4 separate regions of the Homo sapiens genome follow, and all the other regions are linked to region 3. A link is a contact called in ENCODE Hi-C or POLR2A ChIA-PET data. All regions are on one chromosome and are shown on one strand. Each heading gives the region's core, a stretch centred on a gene start or an enhancer-like site at or near the end of the contact. The rest is flanking DNA. Distances are from core to core; before and after follow the strand shown. Region 1 holds the start of PROX1-AS1 (PROX1 antisense RNA 1). Region 2 holds the start of SLC30A1 (solute carrier family 30 member 1). Region 3 holds the start of ATF3 (activating transcription factor 3). Region 4 holds the start of CENPF (centromere protein F).

Region 1 (4,790 bases), core at 740-3,239, 1.4 Mb before region 3:
AGAAGAGCGGGAGGAGAGGAGAGAGCAGCAGAGGAGGAGAGAGGAGAAGGGTAAAGAAGAGAAGAGGAGCGAAGCGGAGAGGGAGCAGGCGGACCCGGCGAGAGCTCTTTTGCGCCGCTCTGCTTTCCCCGGCTGCAATGGTGTATTATTTCAGAGCGCTCCCTCAGCTGAGGGCTCCGCTCCACAACAAGATTTACTTTAAGACACAGCTGAAGGAAACAGGAAGACTGCACGTCACAGTCTATCTGACGTACCCGGCCCCAGCACCCAATCGCGAGGCGCCTTCGGATTCAAGGGGGGATAGCAAGGCAAGAGAACTTGGGAGGAAAAAAAAATATAAAAGGGGTGGGGGTGAGGGGCTGGGAAGAGAGGAGGGGAGAGGGGCCCTGCGCTCCCCCTCCCCGGCCTCCATCCCCGGCCCCCACCCCCACCCCCACCCTGCCACAGCTTCGGGACGACTGGATCGCCGCGCCTGGGCCGGAGCGAGCCATCTGCGGGCACTATGCAAAGCGGGAGACGGCGCGAGCGGCGCCCGGCTCACACTAGCTCTTCCAGGACGCAGGTCTTTTTTTTTTTTTTTCTTTTTCTTTTTTCATTTCCCAGATACAGCTGATCGAGTTCGCCGAGTGGCCGAGCGAGTGAGCGCTCCTCCGACTTGGGTGGAGGAAGGCACGGAAAAGTATACGGGAGAAAAAGTGGGGGTTTTAGGGGTGGGGGTGGCATAGGAGGAGGGAGGGGGGGATCTGCAAATCATTCCACTTTTTAAACGATCATAGGTAGTGTCAAGGATACGTGTCACCCTTGGTTCCTTTTAAAGGGGAGGTGGACAATAAAATACAGGTAGGTTTGGTATTAAAATAATAGGTGCCAGAGGTTTCACATCGGGTCCGCTGCATCTGTTATTAGACGAAGATCAACATTGGCTGAGTCCCAGTTTATCTCCAGTCCAAATTATCAGGAAGAGGAATATTTACCCTTGGTTACCTCTGACATTAGTTGGATTGTAGGTAAAGCAGCCTTTAAAAATATATATGTTGCAAACATCTGGCGATTACCCTTCACTAATTCACTCGCCCCAGAAAGACCAAAGATAGCTGTTCAATACAGGATTTACACAGTTTTGACGCCTGGGCAACAAACTTTAAAGTTTATTAGGCAAGAAATTTCAAACGCATAAATCGCAGGCTCTAAAATAAAGCCCTAGAAAATTTACTTTGGTTTGACATTTCTTGCTTGAAAAATAACCAGCAAAATTTCTTTAGATAATGTGGCTCTTAAAGATCTCCTTGGGCTTTGCAAGTTACAAATGCAAGCGAGCCTCAGCCGCAGCTAGAACGTCCCTTTCACCGGGCACAGTAAACGGCTTTTAATAAAGCAGCCGCGTTTATGACCTAAAGATCCTATAAAAGCTGGGACTTGCAAGAGCTGCGAAGCAGAAACATTCATACATAGTCTATTAGACACTCATTTTTGTAAGTAGGAGGAGGACAAGTAGTCTTCGTGTGTCCCTCAAATTTAATCAGATCAAAGGTTGAATCATGCTGTGTCGTGACAACAGGGTATTTATGAGGTGTGTTACAAGTACACTGGCCAAACACTACCAATGTCTTCTGCGACACACACACACACACACTCCTTCCTAGGGAATTTACAATTTCAGCCTCAAATTCACCAAACCGTAAAGAGGATATTAAGCCCTCCCTTTGAATAAGAATAGCGATGTTAGTATGTCCGAGTCTATCCCGGCAGGAAACTTTTGGCACGAATTTCAAACAGTGAAAAGGAGAAAAAAAATTAGGTCGGTCAGGTTAGGTGTCGGCGATAAGAAAAGAGATTGCGGGAGCATCCCCAGCCTTCTTCTTTCCCCTTTTGCCGCCCCCACACACTCCCCCCACGCGTCTATCACGGAAGCAACACAGAGGAGCGCACACGCACCACTCACACCTCCAACTATTGACTGTTGTATCAGGTGTTCTAACCGGGATGTGACAGTTGAGGCTGGGAGCAGAAATAATCAACATGCCCATTAGATACAGGACGGAATAATGCTTCTATTGGTTGGGTCCCTTCGAGGTAAGCGGGTGTATTGAGCGGGGAAACTTGGGATCTGAGAATGGATCAAAGCTACTTTCTTTCTTATTTTTCGTCCTACTAGTTTTCTTTAAGAATCTTGGTTTGTACATATAAGTTAGCGCCAGCCCACAAATAAACTGGTAGGAGTAAGGGCTATATACCTTTCCACACCTTAAAACCATCTGCTCAGTTTGACATTTAAAAGGGCGGAGAGCAGAGAAGGAGGAGGGGGGAGTAGGGGGAAGAAAGGAGTCAGGGACAGAGAAAAAGATTCAAACGCGAAAAAAATGGCTTGCACTTTAGCCCACAAGTTTGTGTCAATTGCACATAGCGCTTGAATGCACGTTTTGCACACACCACGCCCGGGAACTGGCGGCGGGAAAAGTTCCCTGAGAACCCCAGTAAGTCCTGTGTCACGCCGTGGGCAAAAGCAGGCCTGAGTCGAAGTCGGGGTAACCCGCTTGCCGAACAAGGAAGCTCTCCCACCCCCAGCCTCGGCGGCAGAGGCTCCCGGCTCGCGACGCTCTGCCGCGGCGGTTCGCAGCCCGCATTAGGGCGCAGGAGCGGCGACTTGAAATAGGAGCGCGCGCCACGCTAGGCGAGCGAGATCGGTTCGCAGCCCAGCTCCGTGAGCTGCCTCGGCGCAGCCCTGTCCCGTGTCCTGTCCTCTACTGTCGGGGAGGCGTACAGGCCAGGCTCCTGGCAACCTCTCTTGCTAGAGCTGCGGCATTCTCCTGGGTCTCGGGCTGCCCTGGACAAGACTTGAGGCCCGAGCCCCCTATCTCGGGCGACTCCCGCTTTGTTTTCTGATAGGGGAGAAGCCTGGAGACAAGGAGTCGCCTAGATATTGGCTCCATCTCTGAAACCAGCCGCCAAGCCTAGGGTTAAGACAACTCCTCCCTCCGCCCCACTTCCAACACAACCCCAGTAACTTAGAAGTTAACGCAAGTTCTGACCGGTCTTGTAACACACTCTATCCGTGCAGGTTGCATTTACTTATTTATCTGAAGGGTGATCTGTGTGTTCTTAGACAAACTCGCAGTTATCACCCATGCATCTGGTTCTGGGTTAAATACACTTCGCCTTGACATTTGCTCGGTGTATGCTCACGCCTCCTGTTCTTTCTTAAAGCTGTTAGGTGGGGGCAGGAGGGAAGACAGTGTGTATAAGTAATTTAAAACCTTACAAACAACTGTTATCAGATCCTAAACAAACCAATTCTGAGAATTACAACCAGATTCAGTTGAGAGGCAAAAGTGGACGTGGATTTTGGAAAAGGGTGCCTAAGGACTTCCAGGTCAGCCACCCACCGCTACCACCACCACCACCGCCACCACTACCACCATCACTATCAGCACCCTGAAGAAGGGAAGAGAGGAAAACCAACCCCAGGGTGCAGGCCTGCCTGCTGCAAGCTTTCTAGAGGCAAAACTGACTGACGGCCTCTCACTCTCATCTCCTGTGCTCAGTGTGACGCCAAGCCCAACCTGGATTTGTTCTGAATGGGGGGGAAGTGAAATGCCACAAGATCAGTAGCAAGTAGCAGCTGCAGCGTTTTCTCTCCTGGGAACCCCACTGCTTAGAAGCCTCCTGAGTGATGTTTGTTTAACCAACAGCTTTCAAAGTAAACAGAAGCCAATCACTCCAAAGAAGTTGAAATATAACCCTTACAAGAATTTGGATCCAGGGGTGCTGGCAGAAAGAAAGTAATTTTTAAAATGATAAAGAACCCACTCCCAAATAAGAGTCTGCCACATTGCTTTAAGGAGCGCAGAATTGTCATGAAAATATAATTTCATCGAAAGGGCTAATTACAATAAGTTGACCTCGAAGAAAATCACTCTTCGCCCACAAAGACACACCCGCGGGGATGAGGAGGTTGTCAGTGATTGAAGGGACACACTACTACTTGATTTTATGGAAGTGGGCGAAAACAATCAAAGGGAAGTACATTCCCTGCCCTGGAGTAGTGAAGTGTAGGCTGGGAGCTCTTCGCCGCCAACCCTGGCTTTGCCTCAGGCACCGAACTTTCCAATACCAAGATATTAACAGATGGTGGTGAGCACATGGAGGGCTGCTACTTACATAATCTAGCCACTCCGCCCGGCTGCCCAGAGCCCGGCGAGGAACCGGCCAGGCCGCGCGCGCGCCTTCCGAGGGGTGCTCCCTGACATAACTTGCCTTTCTCCAACCCCACCCATCGTTTTGAGGGTTAGCATTTGGAGAGGCCGTGATTTAAAAAAACCAAACAAAAACAAAAACACCCAAAACATTGATTTGGCTGTGCTTTGTCTTCTTCAGTCCATAGTAGCGAAGAAGCTGGAAACCCAAAGGCTGAGAGAAACGGAGGGGATGCCTTCGGCGAGAAAGGGGTGCTCTCCCTACGTATCTGGGGGTTCCCGCGAGTGGAATTTACACAATTTACAACACTCTTGCCCACCATCTTTGGTTCAAATCCACATATCTTTTGCTGTCGCTTAAGTACAAAGGCAGTCTCGGGCCGCAACTCAAGGGGAGTGAGATGGGGTGAGGGTGTGAGTGTGAAGGGGACACCTTTGCACGCGGGGGCGCAGTGGGCAAAGTTACGCAAAGCCTCTGGGCACCGCTACACTTCCAAGCTGTGGCAGGGTTTTAAGCGCTCGATCCCGCTCGCAGGGAGTCCCTTTCGGATGTGTGGCCGCCTGCTGCCTTCACGCCCTCAGCCGCCTCCCAAGAGG
Region 2 (7,062 bases), core at 3,790-6,289, 1.0 Mb after region 3:
TCACAGAGCTTACAATCCAATCAAATATTTGGTTTAATGTAAAATTGCATCTTTGCTAAATGCCACAAAAGAGCCGGGCAATGAACTGAGAGAGCTTGTTCTAGAACGATCTGACCTGGTCAGGGGAATCAGGGAAGACCTCCTGAGGAAGTGACCCTTGAGCTGAGAGCTGAAGAACGAGCAAGAATTAACGTGGGGACGAAGGGAGGAAAGAGTGTCCCGGGGTGAGAACACTGTGTGCACAGGCCTTCTGGCAGGAGGGAGTGTGTAGATTCATGGTGGTCAGAAAGGCCAGTCCCCTCTTTATCTGGTGGAGCGACATCATGAGGCTGGGGACAGCAGCCAGAGGCAGATCAGATCTGGTCCGGCCGTGTGCACCCAAGTTTGGTTCTCCTTCTCCTAGCACTGGGAGGCCACTGCAAGATCTCAGCCGTGATGGCGTGGGGGTGGTGGAGGATGTGTATTTTGCAAGGACTAGATCTGGATTTCAAAAAGATCACTCTGGCAGTAAAATGGAGTACAACTCAGGAACAGGAGGGCAGAGTGGCTGTTTGGAGAAAGGCAAGATAATTTTACAGTCTAGAAGAGAGCCTGGAAATGCTCCCTTCCACAGAAGTTCCAGCTCCTGCAGCCTAGTTCCGTCCTCATGCAACCTTCCTTCCGTGAGGTTCTGCCTACCAAGAGGGAAGGAGGAAGGACCTGTGCAATGAGCTTTAACCCGAGACAGAGAAAGTGAACAAACTGGAAGTCCAGCTGGCAAATGAGTCCTTTTTGTGTCCATATGAATGAGTTCGCCTAGGTGAAATAATTCAAAAGTGGTTTCTGAATTTGCAAGTTGAGAACTCAGCTCTGGATTCTTGGTGACCCCAAGTACAGGAGGCCTGAAAGGCCCTGTCTGAGAATATGCACTAGGCAGCTCCATCTCCTGTACTCACCTTTTAACTCCAGTTAAGAAGCTATCATGTACACCCCATCACTGAGAAGATGTGGAAAGTGAGGCCCAGAGAGGTTTAGTAACTTCTCCAACATCACACAGTAACTTTTAAGGGCCAGTCCCTGAACTGTCATCCTAAAACTCATTAGGTGTGTGATCCTTTCAAAATGCTCTACTGGCCGGCATGTTTAGGGATGAGTAATGGAGAGAGTCATAAAAACATACTTTTAAATTAAATTCTTTTTTTCAAATTTTCTGTACATTGTGCTTTAATTACCATCTCCAGCCCCAAGAGTAGAAGGGCTAAAGAAAGAATGGGCATTCAGTCTAAAGTCTTAACACTGACTACCTGAGCCTTCAACAATTTCTGGTATTAACATTATATAGCACTGCACCCAAGAAATTCACAGATGCTTTTAATGAGTGTTTCTGTATAGATAGCAGTGCCTTTATTTCTAGATTGAATTTCCAGGCATAACTGGAGAACTTAGACCCAGTTTCCAGCCTCCAAGAAAAATAAGTTCCTTTTGCTGCTAGCCCTCATCTGCTATTCTTTTTTTTTTTTTTTTTTTTTTGAGATGGAGTTTTGCTCTTGTCGCCCAGGCTGGAGTGCAATGGTGCTATCTCAGCTCACTGCAACCTCTGCCTCCCTGGTTCAAGCGATTCTCCTGCCTCAGCCTCCCGAGTAGCTGGTTTTACAGGCATGCACCACCATGCCTGGCTAATTTTTGTATTTTTAGTAGAAATGGGGTTTCACCATGTTGGCCAGGCTGGTCTTGAACTCCTGACCTCAGGTGATCCACAAGTCTAGGCCTCCCAAAGTGCTGGGATTACAGGTGTGAGCCACTGTGCCCGGCCTATTCTTTAAATTAACAAATATAAAAATTCAGTGACTGTTCCCAGCCTCTTACTGTACAGTTTCACTCTCTGCACTGTTCCTGTTTCCCCTTTGCTGCTACGTGGGTTTCCTGCTCTGACCATTTCTTTCATATGGTTTCCCTCACACCTCTGAGACTTTAGTGCTATTTCTGGGCTTTATTGCTGCATTGTCAGTTGTTTATTCTTTGTTCCACTGCCTGTTCCTTTGAGAGCAGCTGAGAAATCAAACCTTGGCCTTCATGTTGTTGGTAGAGATTTCACTTCATATTTGTAATAATTATTCATTTATGTTTTGAGAGATTTCCCCATCAGTTTTAAGATTGAACATTAGAAGTGATTTACTGTCAGCCAAAGTCAAATATAATGTGGTTTTCACAGGGTTTTGTTATTTTATCTTTCCAAGCAAGGTACAGCTTTATACACTCATGATTTTTGATTACCAAAATTCAGAAGTACGTTTGTGTTTAGCAGTTTTTACGAGAATCTTACAAGATCATTTTAAACTTTCATTAAAAGCAAGGAGAGGTCCAGAGGGCTTTGAGATTGCAGTTTGTCTGAAGCCCTTGACTTTCATTCAAATTGGCAGTCTCTTTTCCAAAAAGAGCATTATTCTCTCATCTTTAAAGTATGCTGGGTTTAGTCAGTTTGGATACTAAGCAAGTTATCAGGAGATTTCTCAAACATTAAGAAGAGAAAGCCAAGCCGTCTTACTCAACCCAGGGCCACAGCCTCCAGGGGTGTTGGTGAATAACAGTATAGTGTCCCTTCATTTTAATCTATTCCTGCCTGTGTTGACACTCTACTAGGACAACCAGATGAAAAGGGAAAAAGCTCGAGTTGAGGTACCAAAGTCTTTTGCCTACACAATGTTAGAGGGAAACAAAGTCTGACTGAAGTGTTCTGCTGTGTGGTAAATATTACTCTCTCCAGAGAACATGATTATAACTTCTCTAGAACCTGGAAAATGTACTCCCTGCCCCCTCTGCCCCGCCCCCAACCACCCACCAGGAGGGAATAAAGCACATTGTCTGGGAAATGGCTGAAATGCAGGCACAAAGTAGGTTTTCAGAAGCGGCTATGAGTTGAACCTGTTTTTATATGGGTCTAAAAATCTCCCAATTTAGTCTGTTTAGTTATTGAAGGATTGCTATTGTGTTTGCAAGCATCACTGACTTTTACATCTTCTTATTGGTTCTTCTTTGGGTATCAAATCTTCGCATTTGGAGGAATGTATTTTTTAAATAAAGCGAGGCACAGCAGCCCTTAGTAGAAAGCAAAATGGTCTTCAAACTGCCTCTAGGCCATTTCCATGAGGATATCTTGACCCATAAGTGGCTTCCGAATTTCTGTATATGAGGGGCTAGTTGATAGGATGTTTGAAGCTGTGTTTACAGATGATCAGAAAACTGTCACTCATCCATATCAAAGGAGAGGAAGTTATGGAAGTCCTAAACCCATTAATCCACCCTTTAGCACTGCCCAAACCCAGACTTCACTTCAAATTAAGCACATTAAAAATGGAGTTCATATTTTCTCCTAAAAATCAGCTTCTTGGCCTCCCTTCCCAACTTCCTCACCTGTTTAAGGCAGTATTTTCCTTGTCAGGTTAGAAACATTATAACTATCTTTGTTCTCCTACCTAGCTTCCTCCTTCCCAATACCCAATTAATCATCAAATTCTATCATTTTTTCCTTAATAATGTCTTGAAAATTTTCCTCCATTCTTTATATTCCAGCAAAACAGAAACAGAAGGTGAGGATCCAGCTCTCCAGTCTGGATGGGGAGACTAGAAACACACTACATACAAGTGAAAAAAATTTCATAGGAATTACAAGAATACCAAAACAATGCAAAATAACAGCTCCAAACAAGCCTTGTATACACATCTCCAGGCAATAGCTGGCACTGCATTTGTCCAGTAGTAATCTAGGGCAGTGGGTGGGGAGGTCCTTCTGCTGCGCAGGGGCTGTGGTGAGGCCTTTCAGGTCCAGCTTAAGCCACTCTGATTCCAGCCACCACCCCACCTTAGATGGGCAAGCTGTTCCTTTCCAGATCAACTCATCTCCACCCACAACACAGTGCTTATGTATTCAGTCTAAAATAGCACAATTTATCAAGAGTATTCCATCGTAATTTTAAAATGTCGTGTTTATATTTTACCTCCACCTGGACAGAAACTCGTTCCTTTGTATTCTTACTGCCCCTCCACCTCCCCATAGCAACCAGCACAAGATTCCACCGTGTGTAGTCTATAAATAAATGTTAAATCATAGAGCCTTAGAATTTTGGAGTCAGACGGGGATCTTCAGAGTTGCATTTGTCCAGTCCTTTATAGATGGGGAAACAGGTCTAGAGAGATTAGGTGACTTGCTCAAAGCCACACAGCTGGCTATTGACAAGGCAAGGAGCAGAGCCCAGGTTTCTCCTGCCTGAAGTCTGTACCCTGAACTGTCCTTAGATAATCAGTGACAGACACCTGAGTTCACACAAGGTCTCCAGGGGTTGATGGTGATAGGAGAAACTGGCTTTCCCAAAACATGTACAAAGATTCGGTCCACGCCCCTAGCAGACCTTCGGGAGGACTAACTCCTCAGCTCGGCGTCCAGCAGAGTCCCAAGTTACAGTCGCACTTGTTTATGCGTCTGTCGGCCTCCTCCGACAGGACCGAGTACTCGAGGGCCCCGCGCTCAGGGGCTCCCCTCCGGCCCCTCCCCCGCCGCCGAGCTGTCACACAGCCGCCGCGCGGCCCGCCCCCACGTGGACTGGGCTCGGAGGATCAAAGTCTGTTTGCAGACTTTGCAGCCCGGCCCCCGCAGGTGTGCTGGGAGTTGCGATGGTCCGCAGGCCAGGACTCCGCCACACCCGAGGGGACCCGGCCAGCCCCTCCCCCTCCCGCTGCACGCGGCCCGCGCCCCCAATTCGCCCGCCGCTGCACCCGGCCACGGCCCCCCGGCCCACGCCCGGCTCCGGGAGGAAAAGGCCCCGCCCCTATCTGTTGGAGCCGCGACCCCGCCCCCTTCCCGCCCCTCCGAGGCTCCATCCAATAGTGAGCGTGGCTGGGCGGGACGCCGAGGCTGTCGTGAGGGGGTCCTGACCAATGGGGAAGCGTGCCGGGCCTGGTGGGCGGGGCGGCAAGGCCTTGTCACGCTCGGGTCCGTGTGAAAACGGGGGTTCCGAGTGCAAAGCAAAGTTTTTTTGTAAACCGTCTGCAAAGGCGGGGGGGCGAAGAAGGCGCCCGAGACCGGGCCGAGTGCAGCTGCCGTGGCCGCCGCCTCTCTAGCTCCTCAGCCATCCGCTCCTCAGTCCAGCCGCCGCAGAGGAGACCAGCAAGCAGAGCCCTCAGATGCTCGGAGCTTTCTCGGCGCGAAGCTGCCCGTCGCCCTCTCCTGCCGCCCTCGCCCGCCGCCCTCCTGCTCCTGCTCCGGCTGCGGCTCTTGGTACCCCGGCTCCGGGAGCCCAGCTCCCCGCCACCGCCGCCGCCTGGGTGTGGGGGCTGCTGAGGCTGAGCCGGGCCTCGGCGCCGGCTCTGAGGACGGACGCCTGAGGAGCTGCGCGGCGCGGCGCCGCCGGCTGGCGGAGAACGCCCACAGGCGCGGGGCTCGGCGGCTTGACCCGGGCTTGTCCCCGTGCGGCCGCGGGGGCCCCTCAGCGGTTTCCCGAACGGCCCGACTCGGGCGCTCCTCCGTGTCGCGGTCGCCGACCCTCCGCGTCCCGCCAACGCCGCCGCTGCACCAGTCTCCGGGCCGGGCTCGGCGGGCCCCGCAGCCGCAGCCATGGGGTGTTGGGGTCGGAACCGGGGCCGGCTGCTGTGCATGCTGGCGCTGACCTTCATGTTCATGGTGCTGGAGGTGGTGGTGAGCCGGGTGACCTCGTCGCTGGCGATGCTCTCCGACTCCTTCCACATGCTGTCGGACGTGCTGGCGCTGGTGGTGGCGCTGGTGGCCGAGCGCTTCGCCCGGCGGACCCACGCCACCCAGAAGAACACGTTCGGCTGGATCCGAGCCGAGGTAATGGGGGCTCTGGTGAACGCCATCTTCCTGACTGGCCTCTGTTTCGCCATCCTGCTGGAGGCCATCGAGCGCTTCATCGAGCCGCACGAGATGCAGCAGCCGCTGGTGGTCCTTGGGGTCGGCGTGGCCGGGCTGCTGGTCAACGTGCTGGGGCTCTGCCTCTTCCACCATCACAGCGGCTTCAGCCAGGACTCCGGCCACGGCCACTCGCACGGGGGTCACGGCCACGGCCACGGCCTCCCCAAGGGGCCTCGCGTTAAGAGCACCCGCCCCGGGAGCAGCGACATCAACGTGGCCCCGGGCGAGCAGGGTCCCGACCAGGAGGAGACCAACACCCTGGTGGCCAATACCAGCAACTCCAACGGGCTGAAATTGGACCCCGCAGGTGAGCCGGGAAAGTCGCTGCCGCAGGTGGTTGGGTTTGGGGTGCCCAGAGCCTCGCCTGGCCTTCGGCGGGGTGGCCCGCACGCCCCCTGCTGCCCGAGCGGGCCTGCGCCGCGCCGCCCCTGCCTGCTCCCTCCCCGTCCTGCACACGCCCCGCTGCTGCTCCAGGAAATCAGAACCCCCTCAGTCGGGTGCAAGGAGCCGGCGACGCGTCTGGCATATTTGTAGGTGGGGGCTGTGGGTCAGACCCTAAGAAAAAGGGTCAGGAGGTGATCATCATCCCGCTGCAGTCCACACCCGCACTTGGCTGTCTTTACAGGCTGCAGCAACTTTGCTGGAGACTTGTCTGGTTATGGTTATAACAGCGTCAGAAATGCTTCCCAATTCAATTCCTTGGCCCTCTTGGGAAACGGAGAGAATCCCCAATTCGTCCCCAGTAGTTGGGTGCTGGAAACCTTGCTCTGCCAAAGTAGTTCTTATGCCCATTGAACTCCGTTTCATAATATGCATTCAGAGCGTGTAAACCCTGGTTAAAGGTTTCTTTTATGAACAGCAGTGTATGCTTCAGCTAATTGATCCCTAATCCTGGAAATCATAGATTTAGGACCTGTCTGGGCATGTTTAACATTTTCCCAGGACTTTTCATAATCGTACTGAACTAAAAGTGATGGTAATTTATTCATCTTATATTTTTAGTGGATGCTTTTTATATTTAACATTAAGTGCTCTTGAAGGAAATTTGAAAATAAATGTTGAAAGAAAGGAGATGGAAATGACTCAACCAGTGTCCTACTACCCAAGCTCAATGGTGCTTAACAATTTGGTCTTATTTCCTTCACTTACGTTTATTTACC
Region 3 (7,551 bases), core at 1,626-4,125:
TGGCCTTTCACTAACTCTTCATATCTTGGTCTTCCTCCCAGACCTCTTGAAGAGGTGCAAAGCTGGGCATCAAGGGCCAGAGACAATGTTTCTAAGCCTATCAGTGCCACTCATAAGCTGAGCATCCACCAACAAATCACTTAGGCTTTCTGGGCCTCTCATTCTCTTCCTCTGTAATTTGAGATCAAAACTGCCTTCCCCAAAGGGCTGTTGAGAAGGACATATGAGATTTACATACACACCGGGTAGTCATTACTACTGTGACTCCATCTTCTCCATTTCAGGAAAAACTCATTCTGTTGTTATCAATTCAATAAAGCCCTGTTAGTGAGGAATTAACTGGAACCTTCAAGACATTCAGGTCAGTCAGAGCCTCTTTTGTACTCTCATTGACCCCAAGTTCTTCACAGACCAGGTAGGTTTCACCCCACTATTTGCTGATGCCAGCATTTCTGCATTACATATTTGAAAGAGAACCAATTCTCACATATAAACCATTTCTCCCTTGGAAAGCTTCTGAGGCATCTTGGCTATGTCCTTCCTCCTCCCCTGGCTGGGTAAACACTCGAAGCCACTGGCCCTGTCCCATGCCCAGCCAATTTTAAAAAGGAAGGAATCATGGACTCTATCTAATGGAAATCACACCCTCTCAATATTAGAATCATCTAGGTCAGATTCTCATTTCATAATGAGTACATTGGTCCAGGGAGGTAAAAATGACTTGCCTGAGGTCATAAAGCTGGTGAGTGGCCCAGCCCATGCCAAGCTGCTGAACACCCACCGACTGCTCATTTTGCTCCATCACCAATAGGTATCGACCGCCTCAAGGGATCAACCAACAAGGCAACCAGAGAACAGAGCCATTAGCCAGGTAGATAAGGGGTCAAGAGTCCTGGCACCTGGTACCAATCACAGAGGAGACTTTGACAGGACTGAGATAGGGAGGGGCTATCGAAGAAAACGGCCATGGAGAAAAAGGAATTCTATAATGGCTAAAGGGCAAGGAGGAAGAGAGAGAGAAAAAGAAGGCTCCCATCACTGCCACAGATGCTGGGTGCTGTATCTTATCCCCACTGCGGGCGTGGGGTGCTGCCTTCTTTGCTGTCTCTGAAACCATTCCGACAGTAACTGCAATCCTCACCCCATCCCATCTTTGCCCAGGATATCCTCAAAGCAGGAGCCTGTATGTTGTAGCATTATTCTACAACCAATGCTAACTGCAAAACAATGGGGACAGTAATACCAATTTTTTGCCTTCACTTTAAGTTACAGAGACAGAAACTTCGAACAGAAGATATGACTGTCACCTACAACGAAAGGGGTACACTGAGAGAACATCCAGATTTTCTGGCTCTCCTTTTCTTTCTGGGTTCATCAAGGATTTAGTAACTATTTTATTTGTAAGAAAGCATATGTGACCTATGCAATGAAATTAGGGAAAAGAAAATGTTTAGGAGGAAAGGAAGTAGATGAGAAATGAAAATGGGAGTGGGGGGAGCAGAGAAGGAGAACGAATCCAGTGGAAAGAAAGCTGGTGAGGGAAAAGATGCCCTGCAGAAAAGTCCCCTTTCCCCCACTGTCTGGACACTGGTGAATGACATTAGATAGAGACCCACCCCATTCAAGTCCCCTCACTGGCTCCTTTTCTCCCCACTACACCACTCCAAAATCTGAAAATCTCCAGACAGAAAGGACCTTAGTAGTTATCTGGTCCAACCACTGCATTGTGCCCTCCAACACGCAGAGGGGGCCGGTACTGCCCATGTGCCCTTATTTCCCGGCTCCGCATACTGAGGCCCAACGACATCGATTGCAGTGTAAGCGCTCAGAGTCCTGGCACTAGACCACAAAGCCATTCTCTCAAATATCTGCACAAGTGGCTCCACACCCTCGCTTCCCCGCCACGGTGGGTCTCCCGCGGACCCGCCGAAGGAAAAGCCAGAGTGAGAGTCCCAGGTGTGTGGGAGTCCCGGGCTCGGGGTCCGGACACCAGCCGTTGCCGGGAGCCCTCCCCGTCTTCCGCCCCGGGACAGCGCGACACCAGCGCTCGCCACTTCCAAGCTTATCCCAGCTAACTTTTTCTCGGGGTTGCCTTCACGGTCCTGCCGCCAGTGCTGCGGGGTACCCAGGGCGACCCCCAGCGGCCGCGCCCGGGACGCCTCCCGCCCTCTCGCCCCTTCCCCATTCATTCCTCTCGGCGCGTGGGGCAGCCCTCCCGCAAGCCTCCGGCCTTCGTGCCTCTCTGCGCCCCCCCCCCCCCACCCGGGAAGGATCGGCTCCCACAGTGCCGTGTCTCGAAGCGAGGGATGGAGCGGGACGGCGAGCGAGGCAGCCTCGGACACCCCAACGCACCCGCCCACCCACCTTACGCCCTCTCCCAGCCGGGCAAGCCAGCGCCGTCGGCGGAGAGAAGCGGCGCTCGAGGCTGGCGGCAGAGTGGACGCCCGACCTCCGTCACCAGGAACCTTTCGCGCCCCAAGTCAAAAGAGAAAGTTAGTTCTTTCGCTTTGCGGGAAACTTTTCGAAGCGCCGAGGAGCAGCGGTGGCTTAGAAGAAGTTTAAGCCAGAGTTATTTCCAAGCCGGAGGCTGGGGGCGCGGATCCGGGGTGGGTCAGGGGTCGGCGGACTGGTTACTTAGAGGGGCGCGAAGGGAATGAAGGCGAGCAGCCCTCGTCGCGCTCACTCCCTCGGCTTCCAGCGCTCACCTCCAGGCTCCGCTCGGGGCGGCCAGGGTCGGGACGGGGTCGGGCGGGCTGTTTGTCTGGCCGGCGGGCGAGCACCGAGGACTCACGGCCGGCGCGCGGGCTGAAGGGTGCGCTCGGGCGGCGGCGAGAGAAGAGAGCTGTGCAGTGCGCGCCTGGCTGCGTGCGACTGTGGCTTGGAGAGCGTTGCATCACCCCTTTTATAGCCCTCAGGCTGGCGGCGCGGTCGTTTACTCCGTGTTGCCAGTCCCAGGCTGACGTAATGCTATTAATAGCTTCCCGGGAGAACCGGCCGAACGGAGCGGAGGAAGGGGGGTGGAGGAGGGGCCAAGGCGGGGCCGAAGGCGGGTGGAGAGAGGGGGCACTGGTGATGCAAGTTCGGGGAGGAGCCAGCCCAGGCGCGTTCCCCCAGCCTCGCTCACTGAGACACACACCAGCCCGCCCTCTCTCTCCATATCAGGACCGGAGCCGCCCGGGATAGCCGCCAGATGTGCGTACTCGCTGCTGCGTGTTCCAGGCATGACCAATGGTGCCCAAGCCAGCGGCATGACTCCACCGCGCTGGCATCTGTCCCTCCGCTAGGTTGAAGAGCGGGGGGGGCGGGGAAGGTGGGGAGGCGGGTCCCGGCCCCAGCCCAGACTAGGTGAGGCTGGGAAGCGGGCACGACCTTTCTCTAAAATGCGTGGTCATTTTCTGGAGCTTCAGGAAAATACCCCCTCCCCCACTGGCCTCCTACTTCTCTAGCAGGGGCGGAGTAGGGGCAGAAGCGTTAGTCTGTGGTGTGGGGAAGGTGTCCAAAGTCACCCTTCGGTGTATCCACGCCGTTACCCGCCGGGTGTGACCTCTGCGGCGGGGACCGCGAGAAGCCCGCCGGTTAACACAAAAGCGGAGGGCAGCCCTCGGCTGGCACCGTGCGCCCGAGCCCGCAGCCCCGGACACTCCACATGGACGCACACGCAGGACAGCTCCGGGCTCCGAAACTAGGGCGAGTGGTAGGACCGTATCGGTTCGATTTTTTTTTTTTTACAATCACAAAGCGTTTGAAATTGACAAGAACATGTCAGTGAAACCAACAAGAGCGTGAAAAGATCGGAGTCCAGGAGGAATCAGAGGCAACCCGGTGGGAGGGTAGGAGGGGGCGGAAGCCAGCGGCCAGGAGGAGGGGGAAAGAGAAGGTGCTTTGGGGTCCGCGAACCTGCCCAGGCCTGGGGGTCGCCCCGCTCTCAGGCAATATTTAGGGAAAACCCATGTTCAGCTTTCACGTGTTCTTCTGCTCCCAGAGCCGATTGGACTGGGACCGGACGGCCCGGAATGGGGACGCAATGACCACAGGCGGAACCCGCAGCAGAAATCCCCTCTGCCCTCAAGCCAGGGTGGCGGGAAAGGCGGGGCCCCGTGGTCCGAGATTCGAGCTGAGACCTCAGCAGAACTGGGTTTGAACCTTAAAAACGATTTCCTGGTTCTTATTCCCCGACCCCAACAATTTCTGCTCAGAGAGCGGCAGAACCAAGGAACCTTCTTGACTGCCCGTGGATGACTATTTGTAGACACAAGTGTGGCCTGGGACTTTCGCACCTGCCTGGGAGGGAGACCTGCGCGGCCGCAGGGTGTGGGGGCACGGTGAAGGGCAGAAACACCTGCTCCTTTCCACCTGCCTCTGGGAGAGAGGCGGCCGAAGGTCACAGTTTGGTAATTTGGGGTAGAAACTAGAGGTGTCTGGAGCCTGGGTCTCACTTGAAGTCCCCAGTTCCCCCCACCGGGGTTCCTCGCCGCCAAGCCCGACCTCACTCAGACCACCCACCTCTCCACGGGCCTGGGAACACGCGGAGGGCGGCCTCGGAAGTCTTTGCGCCCCGGCGGACCCGGGAGCCCTGGAGTTCCACGCGGGATCCTCCGAGATCCTGCTCTGGACCTGAACCGATTTCCAGCGGCGTCGCGCGGGAAGTGCAGGGCGGGTGTTTTCGCTTTACTTTTCGCCCTGGTAACGGCTCTCCGGGCCCCACCCTCCGCTTCCACGCCCTCACCCCCGCGCGCCGCTCAGCACACCTCCACAACCCGCCCTCCCGCTGGAGTGCGCGCAGGTAAACCCCGGGCGTGTCGGAGCAGCCCGGCGGACACCGGGCGGGATTAGGTGGAGGAGTGTTTGCATTTGAATGAAGTTATTTGTTATCTCTACTTAGCTATTTTATCTACTTATAGATTGTTCTGGAATAAATAGCACCATTATAAAGTGAAGCAAGGAGAGGAGGGAGAACACGTGAAGCTTTTTACTCTTTCTGCTGTGAAACAGAAATTTTGACCAGTTTACAGGTTGAACTATGATTCCATTAAAACACCCAAGCCAGATCTGTGGAGATCTGCTCCTGTCCTTAAGGGGAAATTCAACTTAGGGCGTCAAGTAAACAAACAGCCAGACCGTCCTCCACAAAACAATGCAAGGGAAGGATAATTGGGGTGGGGGGAGAAGCCCCCAACACCCCGGTCGGGTTATTCTTATTACCATTGTGCCTCCAGTTCTTTTTATCAATCTTGCTTCATTCTAATTACTCTTAGTTTGGAATCTCCAAGTTGGATAGAAATGCTGTCAGCTGTTCACGGAAGTCTGATCCTGATATTCTAAACCCGAAAAGTGATAAGAATCTTGACAGAGAACTAAGTCCACTCCCACTTGAATGAAACTCTTACCCAGGGAAAACGAAAACTACTCCTGCCTGCCTCCCTCCCCTCAGCCCCCAGGAGAACCGTGAAATGCCTGCTGAATTGAGAGACTGGAAAAGAACAGAGCAAGGCAGAGCCCCTGAGGTCTTTGCCACAGGAGAGTGATCAACATCTGAGTCCTTTGCATCCTTATTTTACCCTGACTTCAGTTAATGCCACCAATGTCCAGTGTGCACACTCTCAGCACACACACAGGCAGTGCCATGAAGTGGAGGGGACAGAAAAGCTTTCCACACCAAAACTCTTCTCCATGCAAACAAAAGAATGGCTGTCTCGCCTTAGAAGGAAGCCCTGGCTAGGGTGATTTCAGGGGTTAATCCTCAATGAAAGAGGGTTAAGCAGAGACTTGAAGATTGCTGAGGTTTTATGATGGTGAATTGCCTGGGGAATCCACATTCAGATCAGCCTTGGTATGTTTTGCTGAGTGAGATAAGAGTTGGAGACTTCATGCTGGGACATGTGCAAAAGGAAGGGAAAAAATTAAAAGGGGAGGGGAAGGAACTAGGCAACTAAAAACAGCCCACTCGTGGCAACCAAATCTAAACAGAAAAACATTGCAGGGAGCCAAACGCAAAAGAAAAAACAAAAAAGTTTGAGATATTTAAAGGTTCTAGCAGTTTCTTAGTTCAGTGCACAGTCCCTTCCCACATTCCTCTGCCCCATTACTCTGTTCTCTAAACCCTAAGACTGTATTCGTGCCCAGAATGCTAGAAACACAAGATAAGATCTGCCAGAGAAGCGGCAGAGTACTAGCAGCTCTGTCTGCCTGGCTCAACCTACTTCTTCGCTTTGGAACGGGAGTGGAGTCCATTTTCTTATACTTTATTCTGTTTCCGAAGCTCACTCTTTCTACAAAGTCAGTTTGAATGTGGGGATTGCTAGTTTAATAGTGTCCAAAATTGGCATTGTCAGGAAACAGGGGCAGCATCACACAGTAGGCACCAAAGTGTGGAAGGCACTTGGATTCTGGATTCAGCACTTAGATGCTGTGTCACCTTAAGTAAGTTATTTCCTCAAATGAAAAATGGCACTAACAATAGCACCTAATGCATAAGATTGTTGTGACATTTCTCTGAGGATGTGGCACCCAGTCAGCCCTCAGTAGTGGTATCATTAATTAATTATGAATCAAGAGAAGCTTTCTGAGGTACCCTTGAATCTCTCCAGGAACTCATTCAGTATCACTTGTCAGTGGAAAATAGTGGATGAAGTCAAGCGATCTCCAGGAATGACAATCAAGAGGGGGCGGGAGTGAGAGCCCAGGCAGACACTGATGAAAGCCATCCTCGTTCCCCATCACAGCAACTCCACCACACACCTGGGGCTCTCCTCAATGCTGGATGGCCCTGCCAAGTATCCTGGGCTAGGAGCAGGGGATTTGGGTTTGGGGTCTGGTTCTGTCTTTGGTATTCTTGAGCAAGGCACTCCCCGTTTCTAAGGCTCCCAACTTTTCTGAAGTGAGGAGCCTTGGGCTGAGCTCTGACGGTCCTGAATGGGGACCCTCTGCCAAAGCCACCCTATGAGCTTCTGGCAACTTTCCCTAAGAGAGATGGGGAGAGAGAAGACATCATAGGTAAGGCACTGAATAGAACAAGGACAGACCCATTTCTGCAACCTTTCTTCCCCTCCAAAAACTAGAGTTAAGAAATGTTGTCCAACTTAAACACAGCCTGTCCTTCTCCCACCTCCAATACTTCCAAGAATTTTCACCCCCATGGACTAGGTGCCTTGTGAGAGAGGGATGTGGCAGAACACCCCAGGCATGGATTACATCTCTGGTGACTTCTTGTGTGTAGCCCATCATCAACAACCATAGACATCTACCTTGGTCTACAGGGCCAAAACCCAGGTAGCAGATATTCCCATTTGAGAGATTGAATCCAGAGACCCCAGAATCCAAGATGAAGTCCTGGAAGTCAGTAGATTAGCAGGACTCAGGAGACCGGGGATTCATCCACAGGTTTACCTCCAGTCAACTGAGTGAGTATACAAGTCATAAACACGATGTCTCAGTTTCCCAGTCTATAAAACGTAACCACTTAGCATTGACTCCCCCTAGGTTGTTGTAAGAATCAAATGAGATAGTAGATGTGAAAGTGATTTGAAGATAAAAGATTCATAGTTTTAAAGA
Region 4 (7,229 bases), core at 3,693-6,192, 2.0 Mb before region 3:
ACATGGCTGAGGTGTGGCCAGGCGGTCCTTCCACACCCTGGCCTGTGGAGCCAGGCTCCCTGGGAACCCCTGGCCTGAGGACGGGAAGGGGCTGAGCTTGTCACAGGGGCGTGGATGCCACCCGGCGGGAGGGAGTGGGTGGTGTCTGGGGGTCTGTGCACGTGTGGCTGGGGCCCCATCGGCCGAGGCAGCACTTGGGGCCAAGTGAGGCGAGGCTGCTGCATCCAGGTCCCGAGGCCTGGCCCATGAGGCCCTGTGGCTGCGGAGCTTGGCCATCCTGGGGCAGGGCCTGCAGGGTCAGGTGCAGACCCCCAGCACACATCCAAGGTCTGGGCCAGCCTCCATTCCAGATCCAGCCCTCCTAGTCATCCAGGTCCCCAGCCCTGCGCTTGCCTGGGGCCTTCACTGGTGTTTGAGCACCGCCCGGGCCAGTGCTGCTTTGGATGAGGAGACCCGGGTGGGCCTCTGGTGACCTTTCCTGCTCGCCATCCACTGGGGCTGTCTCGTCCTGGCCCTGCCCAGCCCACTGGTCTGACCTGCTCCCGCAGGGACCAGGCATAGCTCTGAGAAGTCAGAGGCCCTGGGGAGGTGGGGTCCTCGTTGCCTTGGTGATATTGCAGGCAGTCCCTGCTGTGGGCCTGGGAGCTGGTCCCCTGGCACCACCCTGGCTCCAGGGGCCTCCCAGCAGTGTGGGGCGCTGACACCAACCACTTCATGCGACTTCCTCGGCCCCTCCTGTCTCTACTGCCTGGGCCACTGGCAGAGTCACACCCGCCATGGCCAGCTCTGAGCTCTGTCTGCTCGGCCATCTGTCCTGCTGCCACTTTGTCCTGCAGGAACCTAGGCCCAGAGCTGTGAGGGGGAGGCCAGAGCATGCCCAGGGCCTCCACTGGGGATGTGTCCTGTTCGTTTGAGTGGTGACATCCAGGTGGCAGCTGGGGGCTCCTGCCTGGTAGCAGGTGACAGGGCTGGGCTGGCTCAGCACACTACTGACCATGGCTGCCAGGGAGCAGGCCAGGGAGGCTAAGGCAGAGCTGGGGCCACAGGCACAAGCCAGGCAGCATCCTTTGGGGCATGGGTGAGTGGCGAGCTGTGGAGTGCTGCCAGGAGGCTGGGATTCCAGGCCAGGGAGGGGGACAGCCCTGCTGGTGGAGTCCGAATGCCAGGCAGAGGGGACGCACACCTGCCCATGCTCCTGCCTTGCAAGAGGGCATCTGCCTGGGATCAGAGCCTGGAGCGTGTGGGAGGAGAGTTGTGGGGTCCCGGCATGGGCAGGGTGGCAGGTGGGTCCCGCGTGGTTGGGACTGGGCACGAGGAGGCCTTGTAACTGGTGCTGGATCAGCTGGGTCACGGGCTGCACACCAGTGACCTGGGGGTGGGGGTGGCCCTGGGTGGGAGCTGGTGATGCTGAGGTGGCCGAGGACTTGTCCACTCCCAAGGGAAGGTGCTGGTGGGAGGGGGTGCCACCTCCGCAGCCACGACCCTCGATGCTGACCTGGGTTGCACTGGCATCTCATTGGGCGTGGGGACTCCGAGAGTCCAAAATTGGGTGGAGACATTTGGGGACACAGCTGCCTGAATTCCTCATGGCCAAGGGGGTGGGCAAGGGCTGCAGGGAGGAAGAGTGTCCGCTGTCCTGGCCAGTGCACCAGGAACGGCTTTCTAACCCGGGCAGGAAGGCGTGAAGCATTCAGGATGTGGGGGGCACACAGTTCCCAGTGTGCACCTAGGGGTGATCAGGAGGAGAGGCGCCAGGGCCTCCCCTACCTCCGCCCCAGGGCCACTCCGTAGGCGGGATCCCTACAGATCCTAGCTAGGAAACGCCAGGGAACGGCAGCGCCAGGGAACGGGGTGGGGCCGCTGGCTTCGCCCACCGCCGCGGTGTTGAGGGCTGGGGGTGGCCCTCGGGACTGGTGTGGAGCCTGGGCCTGACCCACTGACTTGGCTGAGTGGGGAGACTGGAGGGTCGCATCCGGAGCTGGGCCCGGGGACGCCCGCTGGCGGGAAGGGTGCGCGCGCGTCGGAGGCCGCGGCTGACCCTGCTCCGGCGCCTCCAGGTACGGCATCAGCCCGGACAGCATCATCCTGTACGGGCAGAGCATCGGCACGGTGCCCACCGTGGACCTGGCCTCGCGCTACGAGTGTGCCGCGGTGGTGCTGCATTCGCCGCTCACCTCGGGCATGCGCGTCGCCTTCCCCGACACCAAGAAGACCTACTGCTTCGACGCCTTCCCTAACATCGAGAAGGTGTCCAAGATCACGTCGCCCGTGCTCATCATCCACGGCACGGAGGACGAGGTGATCGACTTCTCGCACGGGCTGGCGCTCTACGAGCGCTGCCCCAAGGCGGTGGAGCCGCTGTGGGTGGAGGGCACCAGGCACAACGACATCGAGCTCTACAGCCAGTACCTGGAGGGCCTGCGTCGCTTCATCTCCCAGGAGCTGCCAGCCAGCTCGCCTAGCGGCGGCACCAACCGGCCAGACCTCAGCAATAAGGCAGCCCCCGGACCTCACCCCGCGCCGGCCCCCCAGGGGCTGCATGTGGACCCCCGGGCGGCCCAGGGGACCCCGCTCCAACCCAGGGGCTGTGGACGATGTACAGGCAACAGAGCTACGCACTCCTTTCCTTTTGGAAGCAAGAAGAAAATACGTGAAAACAGAAATTAAAGATTTAAAATTTAAAAAAAAAAAAAAACAAAGCGGATTCTTCTAGCTCAGGCACTTACGGATGTATGACCTTGGGCAAGTTATTTAGCTGCTCTATGCCTTGTTTCCCTTGTTTGTAAAATGAGGATAATAATGATGGTGACTTCCTAAGGCCTTAGAAACAGTAAGCTTTCCTGGTAAGCTTTCCATATATGTTAGCTATTACATACTTTTTAAAAACACTTTTTCACTTGTATATTTCAGCCTATGGTACAAAGGGTGAAGTGGCCTACCTCCTTCTCAGCCACATCTTAGGAAATAGAAATCAGCTGGAAGAAAATATAGCAACTTTCCTTTATTTTAGCCTTCAGAACATAAACAAAAAGAAAAATCATTCATTTTCCAGTTACTTAGGCAAGAGTTTGAGAATTTGTTTTTTTACTAAATAAAGTTAACGGCCATTTTAATGGTTTTTTTCAATCGATTTTATCAATGAAACTTTTTATCAAAACAATAAGCAGTTCATGAAAGTACTAAGAACAATAAAAAAAATTAAGAGGGAGAAGCAAAGGTCTTAGACAACATATAAGTTGGATATCAAAGCCCTGGAAAGCTGTGTTTTGCTACCAGTTTTGTTTTTTTTTCTAGCTCTCAGTTCTTGGAACACAGCATCTTGTATTCCACTCCCATTTATCCCAAAACTACTGAAAGGAGTCACATGCCTCTCAACCAACAAAGGACAACTGACCCTGTCTCAATATCCTCCATTCCAATCTAGTTTGTCAGGAGTCAAAGAACTGTACCCAGAGACACACAACTGTAATTGCCCTAAACAATTCAGCCAGCAACTGAAATCATTACATCAAGATGCTATAGCCAACAGAATATAAAAAGGAGCAATTTAGAAAGATGATTAGAAAATGAGGGGAATAAACATAAAGAAGACTGGCAAGCTGAATGCTTTTCCATTCCAAAGTCTAAGATAGAGAACAATATAGATGTAGACCAAGCTAACTGTGATTAGAGCAGATTTTGGCCCATTAAGGGATCAGCTATCAGCCACCTGTATTGGGCCATTGGGGCAAAAGAACAAAAAAATAAACCCAGAAGTTTACTTTTGAGGAACAGGGAATCGAGGTGGGGAGTGAAGAAAAGCCCTGGATGAAGGTTCCTGCATGGAGGACTTGCAGGACTATTGTCCTTTCCAGAAAATGCTGTATCTTTATCTCTTAAATACGTGGAGGGCACTCTTCATGCCCGAACTACCCAGTCCCTTAGTCCCCAAGGAAGCTCTTGTGTGACCTCCTCCTGCCCCACCTCCACCACTGCTTTCCCGTTGTCAGAATTCCCCACCTCCTCCAAAAAGCCAGAGTCCCCGTGCACTGTACCAAGGCTGGGTCTGAGAATGATAACCCTGCCTTCTCCTCTAGGTCAGGCTCAAGGACACGACCCATGCCTTTTATTTCTGGGTCCTCATTACACAGCCGAGCCGGGCACACAGGCGCGTTCAAATAAATGTGGAAGGGAGGACCGGGCGTAGTGGCTCATGCTTGTAATCCTGGCACTTACAGAGGCCAAGGCGGGAGGATCCCTTGAGCCCAGGGGTTCCAGACCAGCCTAGGCAATATAGGGAGGCCTATCTCTATTTAAAAAAAGAAAAAAAAAAATGTGGACGGGAGGAAGAAGAGAGGGGAAAGAGAAATGCTCGCGTAACTAACCATAGGCACCCCACGTCGCCAACCAGATCAAAACTCAAGCTTACATCTACTCAATAAAACAAAGGACCAGGGCCTGAATTTCAATAAGGTTGGTTACGGGACTGGGAAGGCGGCTTGGAAATACCTAGTCATCTCCAATTCTTTTACGGAGGAAGAAAATGATCCCCTAAAGTGTGAGTCCGTGACCGAGTAGGGTCTGGGACACTAATCCGAGACCAGTTTGAACCCGAGCAGAAGGGCGCAGACACCCCTACGAACCACATCCCGGGGCGGATTCTCCAGTTCGGTCGGGTGGGAGGGGGCGGTCCCCGGCACCTACAGGGCCGGGAGAGTGATCCCAGAGGCCTCCCCGCCCAGTACCCGCCGGCAAAAAGCCAGCGGCACCCCCACGCCGCCCGCCGCCTACCGCCCGCCGCCAGGGCCAGGATCCGGACCCAGTCAGGACGCTCACCTTGCTCTCGGGGACGGGAAAACGACCTCTCGGAGAGTACAGTTCTGGCGCGGCTTCGGCGGGCTGGAGCCCAGAGTCTAATTCAAACTGCCCGCAGCCGCCACCGGTGCCCAATTCGCCCGCTTCTGGTCTCAACCAAACTTACCTCCACGCCTATTGGTCACTCTAAGTAGCTGCGGACCAATCCGCGCCTGCGCACTCAGACTGCCGCGTCTGATTGGCCCTTTCGGATGGATTTTAAAAACAAGCCCTCTACTGGAGGTGCCTGCGCCGGAGTTTACTGTTCTTTTTTGTTGTTGCGGGGAGACGGAGACCACGTGCTTTTGCTAATGCTAGACGCGGTTTTGGACCGCTATTTCCGCAAAAGTCAGGGAATGCGCCCGCTGATTAGGAAGGCGTGGTCTATCGCCTACAGCCAGGGGAACTGTGCTGCCTGGTGAAACCTCTTTTAAACTGCACGTACCAATCTACTTAATTAAACGTAAATTTAGGACATAGATACTAGGTGCTGTGTTTGTCATGCATTCTTTATCCGGTGTCGTTCTTAACAATTCTTTGAGGAAAGTATTATCCTCATTTTATTAAAAAGTTAACAGGCTCATAGAAGCTAAGTACAGTAATTTGAAATTGAATCTACGCAATGCAGGATGTCGCTCTTAAATGCTGTCCTTTATGGTTCATATTTCTAAGACGTGATTCTGAACACTTATTTTCCGGGATTAAGGCGTGGGGGGAGGACACTGCATCAGAATTTAAAATTCAGAAGAATCCTCAAAACGGGGTGTAATGCTTTTCGTGAAGCCCACTAGTTTTCTATGTATGTTATATACTCGTTTTATTTCCCTATTAAACTATAAATAAGCTTCTAAAGGCAGAAGCAAAACAATTAATTGTTAAAGTAATAGATCTCTAATGCTGTTGTCTGCCTCAATAGGTACCAAACTTTCCAGCCCCCTGACTTTACCTTTCATTAGACTGTTCCTGCAGTACCCAATTCAAGTGTCACTTTTTTTATAAAACCTCCCTAATCCCACCCACTCCTTAGAGATAATTATTTCCTAGACCTTTCCTGGAACTTGCAAACTTCATGTTTAGGATTTTCGCCGTGTCTTGTCTTGTATTTATGTCTACGTCTGACTCCCCCATCAGACTCAAAAATTCCTTTACAGTAAAATCTGTTTTAATTCATTTTTGCATCCCTAGTAACTTTGCACATAGTAATTTAAAATCCAGATCATCTTGGGAGATAAAACTGCTATTTGGGGAAAGGCCTTGTTCTTACTATCTTCTACCTTCGAATCCCCAAAGGGAGGGGAGAGAGCAGGTAGGGGAGGAAAACTTTTGTCAGACATTGCCATGATCAGTCTAGTGTCTGGTAGTTTTAGAATTTGAACCAAATTGTGTCTGGCTTCAACACAAATTACAATTCCATTGCTTCCCAGAGTAATTATTCAACTATGTATAGGCTGTTTAAGGAAAAATAAACAGCTAGAAAGACAGATAATAGAGGATATTTTTAAGGTTTGAATAAGAAATTTGCATTTACTATTCATTCATTCGTTCTTCAGCAGATATCTATTGAGTGGCCACTGTATAGTCAAGCCTTGTGCTTCGTTTTTCTACAATGAACAATAAAGAAATACATTCATTTCTTGAACAAGGGAAATAGGATGGATACCATTCTAGTAACTCCTGTGATATTTCTCTGACTTTAATTTTATGCTTCCCTTCCCCTCCCTTTATTTTTCCCCCGGTTGGTTTGTTTGTTTTGTAGGGGGAGGATCCCGTCCAACCAAAGACAGATGTTCTCTAAGGGTCCATTTTTGGCTCTCTGCTCTTCTCTTTTTAAGTCCTTTCCCTCAGTTAGCCAGTCTACTCTCTCTGGATTGTTCATCCACTACCTCGATATTCTGCTTGTGGACCAGTGTCTTTGAGTCTTCCCATCTTTTCTACAGATTAGACTGCAGGTTCATCACTGAAATCACTCTTTTGCCAGTGTCCTCAACTCCCTTGCCTCTTGTTCTATCTCCCAAACTTGTATGTGTGCAAATGTCCATATCATCCCTTGGTGCACTATTGCTGCAGAATGGGGCTGGAAAAAAATCCCAGCACTGTGCAAATACTTTAAATGTAGGATGTCTAGCTGGGCCTCAATGCTGCTCCACAGCCCTTTCTCCCAGTTTCAGGATTTCTCTAATCCGCTGCAACAACCATCTCCATTCTTACTCTCAGAAGATGACTTTATTTTCTAGTTCACAGAAAACATAAGATTTCTGACAGGAACACCTTCAACTTTCTGAGACCCAAATCTACAAATGTGTGAAAATCTATACCCATTCTTACCTCCTTTCTTCCTGTTACAACCATGGGAAATGTCTTTCTGACTACTCCTAAAACTGAACAATCATACTGTG

What was found. Hi-C counts contacts between places; a loop is a spot of excess contacts on that map. ChIA-PET counts read pairs that join two places held with the same protein, here RNA polymerase II (POLR2A). Pooled maps may share reads with other maps.
Region 1: a map of CD4-positive, alpha-beta T cell shows a loop between it and region 3 (8-fold over the local background). The contact joins the promoter of PROX1-AS1 here to the promoter of ATF3 in region 3. A Hi-C loop is called at or near these places in 1 of 168 maps with a recorded cell type or tissue (CD4-positive, alpha-beta T cell) and 5 of 50 pooled maps. POLR2A ChIA-PET finds 5 or more read pairs at or near these places in 3 of 52 experiments (Caco-2, H1 and WTC11).
Region 2: a pooled map shows a loop between it and region 3 (10-fold over the local background). The contact joins the promoter of SLC30A1 here to the promoter of ATF3 in region 3. A Hi-C loop is called at or near these places in 3 of 37 single-sample maps with no recorded cell type and 17 of 50 pooled maps.
Region 4: a loop to region 3 is called in a pooled map, with 7 times the contacts of the local background. The contact joins the promoter of CENPF here to the promoter of ATF3 in region 3. A Hi-C loop is called at or near these places in 1 of 168 maps with a recorded cell type or tissue (naive thymus-derived CD4-positive, alpha-beta T cell), 1 of 37 single-sample maps with no recorded cell type and 4 of 50 pooled maps. POLR2A ChIA-PET finds 5 or more read pairs at or near these places in 1 of 52 experiments (PC-3).

The regions. Positions count from the first base shown.
Region 1 is chr1:213,983,352-213,988,141 of GRCh38, reverse strand. PROX1-AS1 (PROX1 antisense RNA 1) reads left to right here and starts at 1,989. Exons shown (of 6, transcript NR_037850.2): 1 at 1,989-2,073. PROX1 (prospero homeobox 1) reads right to left here and starts at 169. Exons shown (of 5, transcript NM_001270616.2): 1 at 1-169. RefSeq lists enhancers at 3,317-4,002, 4,003-4,689.
Region 2 is chr1:211,577,138-211,584,199 of GRCh38, reverse strand. It overlaps SLC30A1 (solute carrier family 30 member 1), which reads left to right and starts at 5,039. Exons shown (of 2, transcript NM_021194.3): 1 at 5,039-6,209. The coding sequence starts at 5,588. RefSeq lists silencers at 4,450-5,009, 5,250-5,559, 6,060-6,409 and enhancers at 4,866-5,365, 5,366-5,867, 5,840-5,949.
Region 3 is chr1:212,604,085-212,611,635 of GRCh38, reverse strand. ATF3 (activating transcription factor 3) reads right to left here and starts at 2,875. Exons shown (of 4, transcript NM_001674.4): 1 at 2,706-2,875. RefSeq lists silencers at 2,054-2,233, 2,244-2,383, 3,004-3,213, 4,604-4,783 and enhancers at 2,494-2,553, 2,292-3,249, 3,250-4,207.
Region 4 is chr1:214,600,908-214,608,136 of GRCh38, reverse strand. CENPF (centromere protein F) reads right to left here and starts at 4,942. Exons shown (of 20, transcript NM_016343.4): 1 at 4,816-4,942. It also overlaps the pseudogene ABHD17AP3. RefSeq lists a silencer at 4,839-5,048.